Linked DNA regions of Homo sapiens: region 1 is linked to region 2. Evidence: read pairs that join two places in POLR2A ChIA-PET (ENCODE). Cell type or tissue: B cell. All regions are shown on one strand. Each heading gives the region's core, and the rest is flanking DNA. Links, peaks and the distances in the headings are about the cores only. Region 1 overlaps WNT8A (Wnt family member 8A). Region 2 holds the start of GFRA3 (GDNF family receptor alpha 3).

Region 1 (5,000 bases), core at 1-5,000, 190 kb before region 2:
CATGCAACATGCCTGGCTAATTTTTTGTATTTTTAGTAGAGATGGGGTTTCACCATGTTGGCCAGGCTGGTCTCAAACTCCTGACCTCAGGTGATCCACCCACCTCAGCCTCCAAAAGTGCTGGGATTACAGGCGTAAGCCACCGTGCCCAGCGGAAATTACTCTATTTTTTAAATGCATGCCTATATTTGTGCGTTTGTACACACTGATCTTGCACTGAGTTGCATGAAATAAAAATGGGGAAAGGGCTGTGTGTTTGCAGCTCCTGAGGAAGTTTCACATGGCTAACTGCCATAAAATCTCAACAGAAAAGCTGAGACGTCACATTGAGTTGTGCCTCAGGTGGGGTGTGTGTCTATGTGTGTGTATGGGTGTGCACGTGCACCCATTTGTAACTGTGTGCCGTAGTTTGCATGTCATTTTTGAAGATAACATTCACCTGAGAATAGTTAGGGGAACGAGAGTAAAGAAGACGGAGAAAGTGGCTAAGCACGTGTTGGAACCATGCCTATAATCCCAGCACTTTGGAAGGCTAAGGCAGGAGGATCGCTTGAGTTCAGGAGTTCGAGACCAGCCTGGGCAACATAGCAAGACCTCGTCTCTACTAAAAATAAAAGTAAAAATATTAGCCGGCATGGTAGCATGTGCCTGTAGTCCCAGAGACCTGGAAGGCTGAGTTGGGAGGATTTCTGGAACCCAGGAGTTCAAGGATATAGTGAGCTATGATCACACCACTACACTCCTGCCTGGGTGACAGAGCAAGACCTTGTCTCAAAAAAAAAAAAAAAAAAAAAAGATGAGGTTCAAAAGAAATGTCTCCCCATGGGGTATACAGATAGAATAGGGAGTATGTAGAAATAAAATGTGACAATGTTTGTAAAGAGTTTAGTAAGATAAGAGTTCAGTAGGTGGCAGTCAGGATGATTATGATTATTACATGGCCCAAACTTCCCAGTCAGAAGCAGCAAAGGTCCTCCTCTCTCTCCTAGGCCAGCATCAAGCCCTGAGTCTCACTGCCTAAAGACTAGCAGCAGTGGCTAGTGGACAGAGGTCTAGGCTGGACTCTAAGAGGGCAAGGTCCCGATCCCAACACCACAATTGGAAAGTGGTCTTGTTCTCATCATTCTTTATTTCTTTCTTTCTTTATTTATTTTTGAGACAGGGTTTCACTTTTTTACCCAAGCTAGTTTGCAGTGGCGCGATCTTGGCTCAATGCAGCCTCTGCCTCCCAGGCTCAGGCAATTCTCCCACTTCAGCCTCCTGAGTAGCTGGGACTATAGGCATGCACCCCCATGCCCGGCTAATTTTTGTATTTTTTGTAGAGACAGGGTTTCGTCATGTTGCCCAGGCTGGTCTCGAACTCCTGAGCTCAAGCAATCCACCCAACTTAACCTCCCAAAGTGCTGGGATTACATTGGCCTCATCATTCTATCTCTGGTTTTTACTTTCCCCATTGGTTAACATAGGGATGTTCATTCCTGCCTGGATGAAGGAAGGAGGCTGAAAAAATATGCATTGTTCTTTCAAATAGAAGAGCATTGGCTGGATGCAGTGGCTCACACCTGTAATCCCAGCACTTTGGGAGGCTGAGACGGGAGGATTGCTTGCGCCCAGGAGTTCAAGTCCAGCCTGGGCAACATAGTGAGACCCTATTTCTAATACAATAATAATAGGCCAGGTGCGGTGGCTCATGCCTGTAATCCCAGCACTTTGGGAGGCCAAGGTGAGTGGATCACTTGAGCCCAGGAGTTCTAGACCACTCTGGCCAACATGGTGAAACCCCATATGTACTAAAGACCAAAAAAAAAAAAAAAAAATAGCCGGGTGTGGTAGCATGCACCTATAGTCCCAGCTACTCAGGAGGCTGAGGCACGAGAATTGCTTGAACCTGGAAGGCGGAGGTTACAGTGAGCCAAGATCGCGCTACTGCACTCCAGCCTGGACAACAGAGTAAGAGCCTATCTCAAAAAATAAAATAATAATTAAAAAAAAATAGGCCAGGCACAGTGGCTCACGCCTGTAATCCCAGCACTTTGGGAGGCCAGGCAGGTGGGTCACCTGAGATCAGGAGTTCAAGACCAGCCTGGCCAACATGGTGAAACCCCATCTCTACTAAAAATACAAAAATTAGCTGGGGGTGGTGGCATGTACCTGCTACTCAGGAGGCTGAGGCAGGAGAATCGCTTGAACCTGGGAGGCGGAGGTTGCAGAGAGCCGAGATCATGCCACTGCACCCCAGCCTGGGCAACAGAGTGAGACTCTGTCTCAAAACAAAAACAAAAACAAAAAAATGACCAGCCACAGTGGTTCACGCCTGTAATCCCAGCACTTTGGGAGGCCAAGGAGGGCAGATCATGTGGTCAAGAGATCGAGACCATCCTGGTCAACAAGGTGAAACCCCATCTCTACTAGAAATACAAAAATTAGCTGGGCATGGTGGCACGCACCTGTAGTCCCAGCCAGCTACTCAGGAGGCTGGGGCAGGAGAATTGCTTGAACCTGGGAGGCAGAGGTTGCAGTGAGCCAAGATCATGCCACTGCACTCCAGCCTGGTGACAGAGCGAGTCTCAAAAAAAAAAAAAAAAAAAAAAAAAGAAAGAAAAGCATCCTCTTAAACCCAAAGGAAGTGGGGGATAAGGGAGATAAACAGTATTATTTTTCCAAAGCCTCTGCTTTGGGTAATCAGGGTCCAGGTTTCCAGTCAGTTCCCTCTCTCTCTCCAAAGCTACCAGAGAGACTTCCTTCATACATGCTATCAGCTCTGCTGGAGTCATGTACATCATCACCAAGAACTGTAGCATGGGTGACTTCGAAAACTGTGGCTGTGATGGGTCAAACAATGGAAAAACAGGTAAGTTGAGCTTTCTAATGGGGGTGGGAAGAGGTGAGGGGCTACAGAGCTGAGTGCAGACTAAAGTCTTCCAGAGAAAGGCTGAGGGACACAGCTCCCTTAAACCTCAAGACTCCAGCAACTCCTTCAATTGTAGGATCTCCTAGCCTTACACTCTCAGAGTTGAGCCTGGGTCCATGAGTCTAGGTGTTAGCAAGTAGCTCTAAAAGCAACAAGGCAATTAGAAATGAGAAAGCCGAAGAGACTTAAAGCTAGCCCTGGTATTTCAGGCTTGGAATGGTTCATCCATAATCTAGAGCTACTCAGCAATTTACAGATTACCTAAGACACTTACTCAGATTTATCACTAATGAAGGAGGTAGTAGCCTTTACGAGATGATTGTAGAATAATGGTGCAGAATTCCAGAATGTTTGAGCTGCAGTGAACCTTTTTTTTTTTTTTTGAGATGGAGTCTCGCTCTGTCGACTAGGCTGGAGTGCAGTGGCGCGATCTCAGCTCACTGCAAACTCCACCTCCCAGGTTCACGCCATTCTCCTGCCTCAGCCTCCCGAGTAGCTGGGACTACAGGTGCCCGCCACCACACTCGGCTAATTTTTTGTATTTTTAGTAGAGATGGGGTTTCACCGTGTTAGCCAGGATGGTCTTGATCTCCTGACCTCGTGATCCGCCTGCCTTGGCCTCCCAAAGTGCTGGGATTACAGACGTGAGCCACCACGCCTGGCCAAGCTGCAGTGAACCTTTGAGAGCATCTGTTAGCCCCCAGTGTACCTACTTTTACTGTGGGTATAGAAGACTAATTGCTTATGGCTGGGAAGTGTCTGAAGGGTGGGCAGTTGGCTTTGGCAACAGGACTCCCACCCACCCCAAGCACCTCCATTTCCCTGTCTCACCTTCAGCCATAGCTTTACACTCTAGGGCTCTTGGGGGTGGTTTGGCGGGTGACTGGGACTGAGCATGGAGCTACACGGAGAACTTATTCTGTCCTTGTATATAGGAGGCCATGGCTGGATCTGGGGAGGCTGCAGCGACAATGTGGAATTTGGGGAAAGGATCTCCAAACTCTTTGTGGACAGTTTGGAGAAGGGGAAGGATGCCAGAGCCCTGATGAATCTTCACAACAACAGGGCCGGCAGACTGGTGGGTATAGGCATTGTGGCCAGTATTTCTACAGCTTCACATCTGCCCGGCCCTTCACAATTTACCAAGAGCTGTCTTATACGTTCTTTCCTCATACTACCCAGCCAGATTGAGATGGCTACCCGCATTCTCTGGATGACAAAACCAATTAAATCTGAGCCAAGTGGCTTGTCCAAGGCAACTAATAAGTGTCAGAGACAGGCAGTGAACTCAGATCTTCTCACTGAGTCCTCTTGTCATTGTATGTTCTGCTCTGCCCCTCCACACGCGGGCTTCTGAGAACACAGAACCGAGGCCTTGCTTCTATGACTTAAATTTTTATCACTTCAACTGCATGTTCTAGTAAATTAACAGGGCCTTGTTGTCCAGCCTTGTGTCCTAAAGTCTGTCTGGGCTGTGGGGAATTGGGATTGATCTAGGCTTCTCTGGAGTGTCAAACTCTCCCCCAAGACTTCTAGTGGGGTGGCAGTCTCTGGAGTATTCTGAACACAAATCTGGAAACAAGTTGGATTTAGAGCCAAAAGCATAGAAATTTCCTGTGAACCTATACCTAGATATCCTGGTTGCCCAGGGAAAGGGGGAAAGGGGTTTTTGGGCTTGGGGTTTTTTTGAGACAGGGTCTTACTCTGTCTCCCAGGCTGAAGTGCAGTGGTGCCATCTCGGCTCACTGCAGCCTCCACCTCCCAGGCTGAAGCCATCCTCCCACCTCAGCCTCCTGAGAACCTGGGACTACAGGTGCTTGCCACTATGCCCAGCTAGTTTTTGTGGGTTTTGTAGAGATGAGGTTTCCCCATATTGCCCAGGCTGGTCTTGGCCTCCTGGGCTCAAGCGATCCTCTTGCCTCAGCCTCCCAACGTCTTGGAATTATAGGCATGAGCCACCACATCCAGCCAGGAAGAGGTTTTTTAAGCAAGTACAACCATGGGTAATTCATTGCCTTGGGGGTATAAGTGTTCAGACTCAAGGAGCTCCCTCCCCTCTCAGAGAAGACCCAGAGGACAAATCCAAACC
Region 2 (9,483 bases), core at 1-5,000:
GCTCACTGCAAGCTCCACCTCCCAGGTTCACGCCATTCTCCTGCCTCAGCCTCCCGGGTAGTTGGGACTACAGGCGCCCACCAGCATGCCTGGCTAATTTTTTCTATTTTTTAGTAGCGACGGGGATTCACTGTGTTAGCCAGGATGGTCTCAATCTCCTGACCTCGTGATCTACCCGTCTCAGCCTCCCAAAGTGCTGGGATTACAGGTGTGAGCCACTGCACCCAGCCAGTATTTTCTTAAAGTTGTAATTAGTGGCCAACATTTAAAAATCAGATTTTAGGCCGGGTGCGGTGGCGCACACCTTTAATTGCAGCACTTTGGGAGGCCAAGGTGGGCAGACTGTTTGAGCCCAGGATTCAAGATCAGCCTGGGCATCCGAGATGGCAAAAACCCGTCTCTACAAAAAATACAAAAATTAACCAGGTGTGGTGGCACACTACTACAGTCCCAGCTACTGGGGAGGCTGAGGCAGAAGGATTACTTGAGTATGGGAGGTTGAGGCTGCAGTGAACTGGAATCACACCACTGAACTCCAGCCTGGGTGACAGATTGATACCCTGTCTCAAAAAAAAAATCAGATTTCAAATAAAACTATTAATTTCCAATTTGTCTTGAAAAATGGAAACACTCGGGCCCACATGTAACGGGTGGAGTAATGACTGCCCCCTTTTGACAAGTCATGCCTTTTCCAGCTTGTTATAGTCCATACCACTTTCTATTACTTGCCCCACCTCCTCATTTATACAGCCACTGCCACGTCTATTTCATATTGATTTGTTAGCAACCTGGTTTTGTAACTTTGTTTTCTGCTTCTTGGCTCATCAGAGAATGAGTAGCTACAGAATGGGTCAGATCAGGCTATGCCTCAGGGCACAAGATCCTCATTTGTTTCTCATCAGTGAGGCCCACAACCCAGGTATCCATTTTATAGTTGGATGAACAAAGAAAAGTAATGTGCACCAGGGGATGTAGCAAGTCAAGACCGAGTCAAGGCTAGAACCCAGGACTCCAGCCTCCTATCCACTTCAGAATGATTTTCAGTACATGACACCACTTCCCCATGAATCGGAGGTCTCCTATATGCTTGGCTTTAGCAGGCCCTGAGCAATGATATTTTCCACCCCCAAAGCCCTCTGTTGGTCTGTGCTCTTGAAGAGCACTTGGCTCTACATGGTACCTCCTAGATGACTGTTTTATGGATTTTCAATGAGGCTACTTAACCAGATGTCATTGCTGTCAAGTATTACTGTGGAAAATAGATCTGTCACCAACACTGCTTCATTAAACCATTTAATGAGAAAGGTGTTTAATGTTTTCCCCTGATCCTGACATGCAGCCATAACCTTTAGGATTAGTGAAATTTCCTGGGCAGTCAAATCAGACTGGTGATGTCTTGCTGCCCTGACTTACTGATGTTGGCAGGTGGACAGACCAGGGTTTTTCCTCCTTCCTTCCATATCTGTCTCAAGGCAGCATTTCTACAGCACTGCGTTGTGGACTGAGGTCTCAGGGCAGTGTGGTGGTCTCTCTGTCTCAGGAGTCCCTCCATTCAGTCTCTGGGCAGGAGCCGCATAATAAGATTCCACACACCCATACCACTCACGAAGGCCATGGGCCTTCCAGGGATCTCGGATCCCAGGCTGTTCTTCCTTGGGGGAGTGGCCTGGTTCTAAAACCAGGCCTTGAACTACATCTACAAAACATCTATTGTGGATTATTTATTATCCAAGGGGCAAGCCACTGTGCTAGACGGCTTGCAAGGCCTGCTATTGTAGAAGGTTATGAAACAAGTCAGTTTTAACGAACTTCTTTTTCTTCACCTGTACCTAGTTTCTTCCTCAGTCCTTAAAGCAGATGGAAGAGTTAAAGCCCACGTGGAGCAAATGACACTCTGTTTCTGATCTGATTCTCCCCGCCTCTTAGAGACGCTGTCTTGGTAGTGACCTGGCTGTGGGTTGTTCTGTGACTGTGTAGACCTACCTCAAAAGAGGGAAGAGGGGGGAAAAAGGGGCGAGGAGGAGATGCTTGGGTGGCCAGGCCATTGCTGGCACTCAGTCTATCTCAGTTCGTACACTGTGTTAGGTGTGACCCCAGCCCCTTGCAGGCACCCTGGGCTTCCTGCTCCAGTTCCCCTTGTTCGGCTCGGATGCACCGGGAGGCTGCTGCGCCCTCTCCGGACAGGTGCCCCGGGCCTCGCCTACACCTCACCTCCCCCTCCCACTGTACCCCCGGCCGGTGCGCGCTCTGACACTCACCGGCTGCGAGAGGCAGCGGCGACGGCGGCAGCAGCAGCAGCAACATCAGGACTACGGGCGGCAGCGGTCGCGGGTTCAGGGGGCGCACCATGGCGAGCTGTAGGCGCCGGGCTCCGCGCTCCCCTCGCTCCTCCCCTGGAGCTCTGAGAGCGGGGCTCCCTCGACCGGCACCTCCCGCCCCCGCCTCCCGCCCTCCAGCGCGACGCACACACTCTCCCACCAGGGTCCTGGGCGCCGCCCTCCAACTCCGAAGCGCGCGTCCACACCACGCGCCTCCAGCGCTGGTCCGAGGGACCGCGGGGGTGGGGGCGGGGGAGGGCCGGCGCCCCGGGAGCCGCCGGGCTTGGTGCGGAAGAGGTTGCTCTTTCCGAGGCGGCCCACCTGCTGTCTGACAAGTTCGACTAGCAAGACATTGTGGAAGCTGCCGCTGGAAACTCGCCATCTAGGAGAACCAAATATTTCTCCAAGAAAAGCACCCTTTCTCACTTTCTGGATCCCACTCACCCACACATCAAAGAACAGACACCACCACAAAAGAGATTTTGTAACAAAACTTGAACAAGCCAACACAAGGGCACTTGCATTTCTAGTATTTTTCTTAGAATTTGCACATCTATGATCTCGTTTTTTCCTCTCCTAAGTGTCTTCTAGGGTAAGATTGGGTGGTTATTAAGCTCAAGATGCTGCAAAGATGGGTCGCAGACAGGTGGAATGGCTTTGCTGGGGGAGCAGACCTGGGGCATTAGATTCCAAAATTCAGCCCCGATGGTGTCGTGAGGGAAGATGGAAGATTAAACTCTCCACTAAATAGCAGAGATTTCCTTGGACCAAAGCTCACTGAGGAAGGTGCCTGGAGAGACCATTTAGGAGCCCATCCTTTTCACATGATGAGACTTTCGGAGAGCAAGCTACTCTATCAGGATTAAACAACTAGGTAGAAACACATCTGTGCCCAGAACACAGGACGTCTACCCATAAGGATAAGGGTATTTATTGGGCCTGGGCCTGATTCCCACAAGATCCCAGGATAAAGCCAGAAGCAGAATGGCTTGGAAGAATGAGAACTAAGCAGCGCATAGAAAGAGAGAAGGAGAAGAGGGTGATGAAAGGAAGTGGAGGGTTTCATCCCCTAACCCTCTAACTTGACCCCCTCCTTACTTCCACAGCCAGCCTGGCAGAGGGCCAGCAGGGAGTACTGAGAATCGCAATATAAACCTCTGAGATTTATTGGCTGCTGCTTCTGAATATGGCCATCCTGCTGTGGCCTCTGGGGGGCATTTGCCGATGTAATCAGCCCAGAAAGAGAGTCATTCCAGCTGGGGGTGTAAATCACCCTTGGCAAAGCTAGGAGAGAGACATGTGGCCCTAGATAAGGAAGGAGACTGATGTGGCCTCTGTGCCCTTCCCTCCCTTCTCCTGCCCAGGGGGTGCTGGTTCCTGAGCTGTAATGCACTTTAAATGGAGTTTGTCCTTCGTTTTAATCTATATCTGCCCTGCCAGTTTTACAGAAGAGCTGTAAAAGTGAACATCTGGCTACTCAGCTTTTGTACAAGGCCTGTTTTCCCCCAGCTCCACCCTATCTCCATGTGCCTTTCCCAAGCCCTCCTCTCCAGAAAGGTGAGGGAACATGAAGCTGGGGGGCTACCATTAAAGGCCCCATGATGTCAGGCCCTCTACCCCATTGCCAGAGAGAAATATGCTCCAGGCACCTCATTTTCTCTCACACCTGCTATTACAGGCAGACAATCGTTTTTTGGGTTTTTTTTTTTGAAACTGACAATACTTAAGAAAGGAATTTATAAAGCAAAATGTAACAATTTCAGGCTCTTTGGGATGATAGGAAAGGGCTGAGACCCATGAACCAACAAAGATGTGAGGTGGTCAAGGGGTGTCTCCTCTGCCCTCCCCCTCCTCCAGCCCAAGCCAAATCATGTTATGGGCAGGAAGAGGGTTTGGGAAAGGAAGTTTGCTCAGGGTGCCTACTCTGATAGATACTCAGTGTCTATTCCAGGGCTGTCCCCACAGAATAGACCAAGAATGCAGTATCAAGCTGACGGGCTGGGAGCAATGACCAATCCCACCTGTAACAGGCCAGCCTTTTCATGAGAGAAAATAAAGTGTCTGGTGCATATTTCTGTCTGGGTACAGGGGTGGAGAGCCTCATATCATTGGGCCTTTAATGAGGATTGGAGAAGCTCTGCAAATAAATATGACTCCAAGACTAATATTGACAGCCCTCCAGCACACCCTCTCCACCAACCATGTCCTCTGTGACTGCCAACACCTGCTAGATAAGCAGCATTGCCCCTTGTGGACAATGACAAATGAGCCAGTCCTTTCTACAGAGATGATGTTACTCATCCATCATTCAATTCAATAATGTGTTTTGAGAATGATTATGAGCCCAGCTTTATGCTAGGTGCAAAATGATTAAGACACAAATCCTGCTCGGGGAGGGTGTTACAATCCACTGATTGCAACTCAAATGCCCAAAGACCCTGTATCTTATTCCACTTTCACTTGTAATCTCAATTTTCTCCTCTTATGGTCAGATTACATGGATTCTACCTTCTCTCAAGTCCTCTCTCTCTCCATTGAGCTTTAATTCCTGCTGCTATCCTAATCCAGGATGTTAGCAGTATAATAAATAGTTAAGACCACAAGCTTTACAGACTGCCTAGATTCAAATGCCGACACTAGCTGGATGACCTTGGGCAAGTCACTTAATTTTTCTGTGCTTCCATTTCTTCACCTGTAAAATTAAGGATAATAGTATCTATTTCACATTGTGAGGATTAAATGAGTATAGTATTTAAATGAAGGTGTAGGCTGGGCGCGGTGGCTCACGCCTGTAATCCCAGCACTTTGGGAGGCCAAGGTGGGCGGATCACGAGGTCAGGAGTTCAAGACCAGCCTGGCCAATATGATGAAACCCCATCTCTACTAAAATTACAAAGATTAGCCGGGCATGGTGGCACATGCCTGTATTCCCAGCTACTCGGGAGGCTCAGTGGGGCAGAAGAATTGCTTGAACCCAGGAGGCGGAGGTTGCAGTGAGCCAAGATCATGCTATTGCACTCCAGCCTGGGCAGTAGAGCGAGACTCCGACTCAAAAAAAAAAAAAGAAAAGAAAAAAAAAGGTGTAGCATTATACCTGGCATATAGCAAGCATCGAATAAATATCATCCCAGGTAGCATGCAGGAGTTAATTATTCTGTGTGTGAACTTGGCCAGACCCCACCACCCGACCTGCTGATTTGGAGCTGGAAGTGGCACTTTTTGCTCCTTTTGCTGAATATACTACTAGACCAGAGTGCTTGTAGGGATGGAAACAAAAAGAGCCATTTTTTATTTTTCTACCTTGTCAATTTCTTGAGGGCAGGGACTGTGTCATATTTTAACAACTGTGATACTCAGAATTGGCAACTCCAGATGCATATGTTTAAAGGAATTGGTGTTTCCTTAACCTATGCCTGAACAGAACAGGGAGAGAATCCCCCATGCCTCCTACTTTATACTCCTGATAAAGAAAGGGAAATATTCCTCCTTAATATAGTTTGGATATTTGTCCCCACCCAAATCTCATGATGAAATGTAATCCCTAATGTTGGAGGTGGGGCCTGGTGGAGGTGTCTGGATCATGGGGGTGGATCCTTCATGAATGGCTTGGGCCATTCTCTTGGGGATAAGTGAGCTGTCACTGAGTTCACAAGAGATCCAGTCATTTAAAAGTGTGTGGCACCTCCTCCCATAACTCCCTCCCTCTCTTGCTCCTGCTCTGGATATGTGACATGTCTGCTTCTCCTTCACCTTCTGACATGATTGTAAGCTTCCAGAGGCCTACCCAGGAGCTGAGCAGATGCCAACACCATGCTTCCCATAAAGCCTGCAGAACCATGAGCTAATTAAGCTTCTTTTCCTTATAAATTGTTCAGTCTCCCAGGCAAGCATGGTGGTCAGCCAGGCATGGTGGTGTCGGCCTGTAGTCCCAGCTACTTGGGAGGCTAAGGCAGAGGTTGCAGTGAGCCAAGATCATGCCACCACACTATAGCCTGGGTGACACAGTGAGACCCTGTCTCCAAAAAAAAAAAAAAGCCGGGCGCGGTGGCTCACGCCTGTAATCCCAGCACTTTGGGAGGCCGAGATGGGCGGATCATGAGGTCAGGAGATTGAGACCATCCTGGCTAACACGGTGAAACCCCATCTCTACTAAAAATGAAAAAAAAAAATTAGCCTGACGTGGTGGCGGGCACCTGTAGTCCCAGCTACTCGGGAGGCTGAGGCAGGAGAATGGCATGAACCCAGGAGGCAGAGCTTGCAGTGAGCTGAGATCATGCCACTGCACTCCAGCAGGGGTGACAGAGCAAGACTCTGTCTCAAAAAAAAAAAAAATTACCCAGTCTCAGGTATTTTTTTTCTTTTTCTTTCTTCCTTTTTTTTTTTTTTTTTTTGAGACAGGGTCTCACTCTACTGCCCAGGCTGGAGCACAGTGGTGCAATCATGGCTCACCACAGCCTCAACTTCACATGCTCTAGTGATCCTCCCACTTCAGCCTCTCAAGTAGGTGGGACTACAGGTGCACACCACCACACCTGGCTAATTTTTAAAAATTATTCGTAGAAGGCCAGACGCAGTGGCTCATGCCTGTAATCCCAGCACTTTGAGAAGCCAAGGCAGGTGGATCACCTGAGGTCAGGAGTTTGGGACTAGCTTGACCAACATGGTGAAACCCTGTCTCTATTAAAAATACAAAAAAATTAGCCAGGCATGGTGGCAGGCGCCTGTAATCCCAGCTACTTGGGAGGCTGAGACAGGAGAATCACTTGAACCCGGGAGGCGGAGGTTGCAGTAAGCCAAGATTGTGCCATTGCACTCCAGCCTGGGCAACAAGAGCAAAACTCCATTTTTTTTTTTTGAGACGGAGTTTCGCTCTTGTTGCCCAGGCTGGAGTGCAACGGCGCGATCTCGGCTCACTGCAACCTCCGCCTCCCAGCTCTCAGGTTCAAGTGATTCTCCTGTCTCAGCCTCCCAGGTAGCTGGGATTACAGGCACATGCCACCATGCCCGGCTAATTTTTGTATTTTTAGTAGAGATGGGGTTTCATCATATTGGTCAGGCTGGTCTCGAACTCCTGACCTCAGGTGAGCCGCCCGCCTTGGCCTCCCAAAGTGCTGGGATTACAGGCGTGAGCCACCGCACCCAGCGAAACTCCATCTTAAAAAAAAAAAATTCTTCGTAAAGACAGGGTTTCACCATGTTGCCCAGATGGTCTCAAACTCCTAGGCTCAAGTGATCCTCCAGCCTCAGTTTCCCAGTGTTAGGATTACAGGGTATTTCTTTATAGCAAAGGAAGAATGGCTTAATACATTCCCTTCTCTATGGCAGAGGTCACCCAGGTCCTGGGCTGAGATTGACAAGAAGCAATTGCAAAAAAAAAATTTATGTATATTTTTTGAGACAGAGTCTCCCTCTGTCACTTAGGTTGGAGTGCAGTGGTGCAATCTCAGCTCACTGCAACCTCCACCTCCCGGGTTCAAGCAATCCTCCCACCTCAGCCTCCTGAGTAGCTGGGACTACAGACATGCACCACTGCACCTGGCTAATTCTTAAATTTTCTGTAGAGACAGAGGTCTGACTATATTGCCCAGGCTGGTCTCAAACTCCTGGATTCAAGCAATCCTCCCACCTCAGCCTCCCAAAGTACTGGGATTATAGGCTTAAGCCACCGCACCTAGCCCAAGAAGCAGGTTTTTGTTTGTTTTTGATACAGAGTCTTGCTGTTGTCACCCAGGCTGGAGTGCAATGGTGTGATCTTAGCTCACTGCAACCTCCACCTCCCAGGTTCAAGTGATTCTCCTGCCTCAGCCTCCTGGTAGCTGGAATTACAGGTGCCTGCCACTACTCCTGGCTAATTTTTTTTTTTTTTTTTTTTGAGACAGAGTCTCCGTCACCAGGCTGGAGTGCAGTGGCCCAATCTTGGCTCACTGCAACCTCCACTTCCTGGGTTCAAGCACTTCTCCTGCCTCAGCCTCCCGAGTAGCTGGGTATTTTTAATAAAGACGGGGTTTCACCATGTTGGCCAGGATGGTCTCGATCTCCTGACCTCGTGATCTGCCCACCTTGGCCTCCCAAAGTGCTGGGATTACAGGTGTGAGCCATCATGCCTGGCCTGTTTGTATTTTTAGTAGAGATGGGGTTTCACCACATTGGCCAGGCTCCTCTCAAACTCTTGACCTCAGGTGATCCACCCTCCTCAGGCTCCCAAAGTGTTGGGATTATAGGCATGAGCCACAGCGCCCAGCCTCGAGAAGCAGTTTTTAGCTCAAAACATTTCTGTTCAATATTTCTTTACCTCCTGATGAATAAATACCAGTGCAAGGACACCAATGCCGAGCACACCCCCTACATAGCCTCATACTGAGGTCTCTGGGCTGGGGTTTTAGTGCCTGCTCATATCCTTATCTCTCAAGCCAAAGCAACCCTTATGGCCCTAAATTCTCAAGAGCTTACCATTGAGGCTCTTATAGATTTAACACCCAATACAGGGCCAACTCTGGAAAGGCACAGTGGTTTTTTTTTTTTAGACAGGGTCTTGCTGTCATCCAGGCTAGAGTATAGTGGATGGATCATAGTTCAATGCAACCTCAACCTCCTGGGCTGAAGCCATCCTCCTGCCTGACCCTCCCCAGTAGCTATGACTACAAGTGTGCACCACCATGCCCAGCTAAGTTGATTTTTATTCTATAGAGATGGGGTCTTGCTATGTTGCCCAGGCTGGTCTTAAACTCCTGGTCTCAAGGGATCCTCCCACTTTGGCCTCTTAAAGTGCTAGGATTACAGATGTGAGTCACTGCACCTGGCCAGGCACACTGTTCTTTGATGAAGGTTTGGTAACAGCAAAATCCATGAAGTGGACAGGCTCTGGAGCCATACTGTCTTGGGTCAAATCCCTACTCCACCATTAATTAGCTTTGAGATCTTATTACTTGACTAGGTGCAGTGGCTCACGCCTGTAATCTCAGCACTTTGGGAGGCTCCAATTGAAGACTAGAGCTCAGATTGCCTCCATGAAAGTTAGAAGGGAGAGGGCTGGGTGCGGTGGCTCACAACTGTAATCCCAGCACTTTGGGAGGCTGAGGCCGATGGATCATGAGGCCAGGAGTTCGAGACCAGCCTGGCCAACATGGTGAAACCCCTTCTCTACTAAAGATACAAAAAATTAGCC

The links. ChIA-PET counts read pairs that join two places held together with the same protein. Peaks named below come from ENCODE experiments on the same cell type or tissue, not always from the same donor. Only the 100,000 strongest peaks of a DNase experiment are listed, where the experiment ranks them.
Region 1: POLR2A ChIA-PET joins it to region 2 with 6 read pairs; 2 of 35 experiments call an interaction of 5 or more read pairs at or near these places.

Annotation. Positions count from the first base shown.
Region 1 is chr5:138,085,081-138,090,080 of GRCh38, forward strand. WNT8A (Wnt family member 8A) reads left to right here. Exons shown (of 5, transcript NM_001300939.2): 3 at 2,726-2,851; 4 at 3,847-3,989. Among named protein-coding and RNA genes, the nearest start is that of WNT8A, 3.5 kb to the left of the region's middle. In B cell, for the core only: no CTCF peak of the experiment used is centred there; no DNase peak of the experiment used is centred there.
Region 2 is chr5:138,272,076-138,281,558 of GRCh38, forward strand. GFRA3 (GDNF family receptor alpha 3) reads right to left here and starts at 2,546. Exons shown (of 8, transcript NM_001496.4): 1 at 2,259-2,546. The coding sequence starts at 2,349. RefSeq lists silencers at 2,269-2,458, 2,549-2,638. In B cell, for the core only: no CTCF peak of the experiment used is centred there; no DNase peak of the experiment used is centred there; H3K4me3 peaks cover 623 bases; H3K27me3 peaks cover 2,348 bases.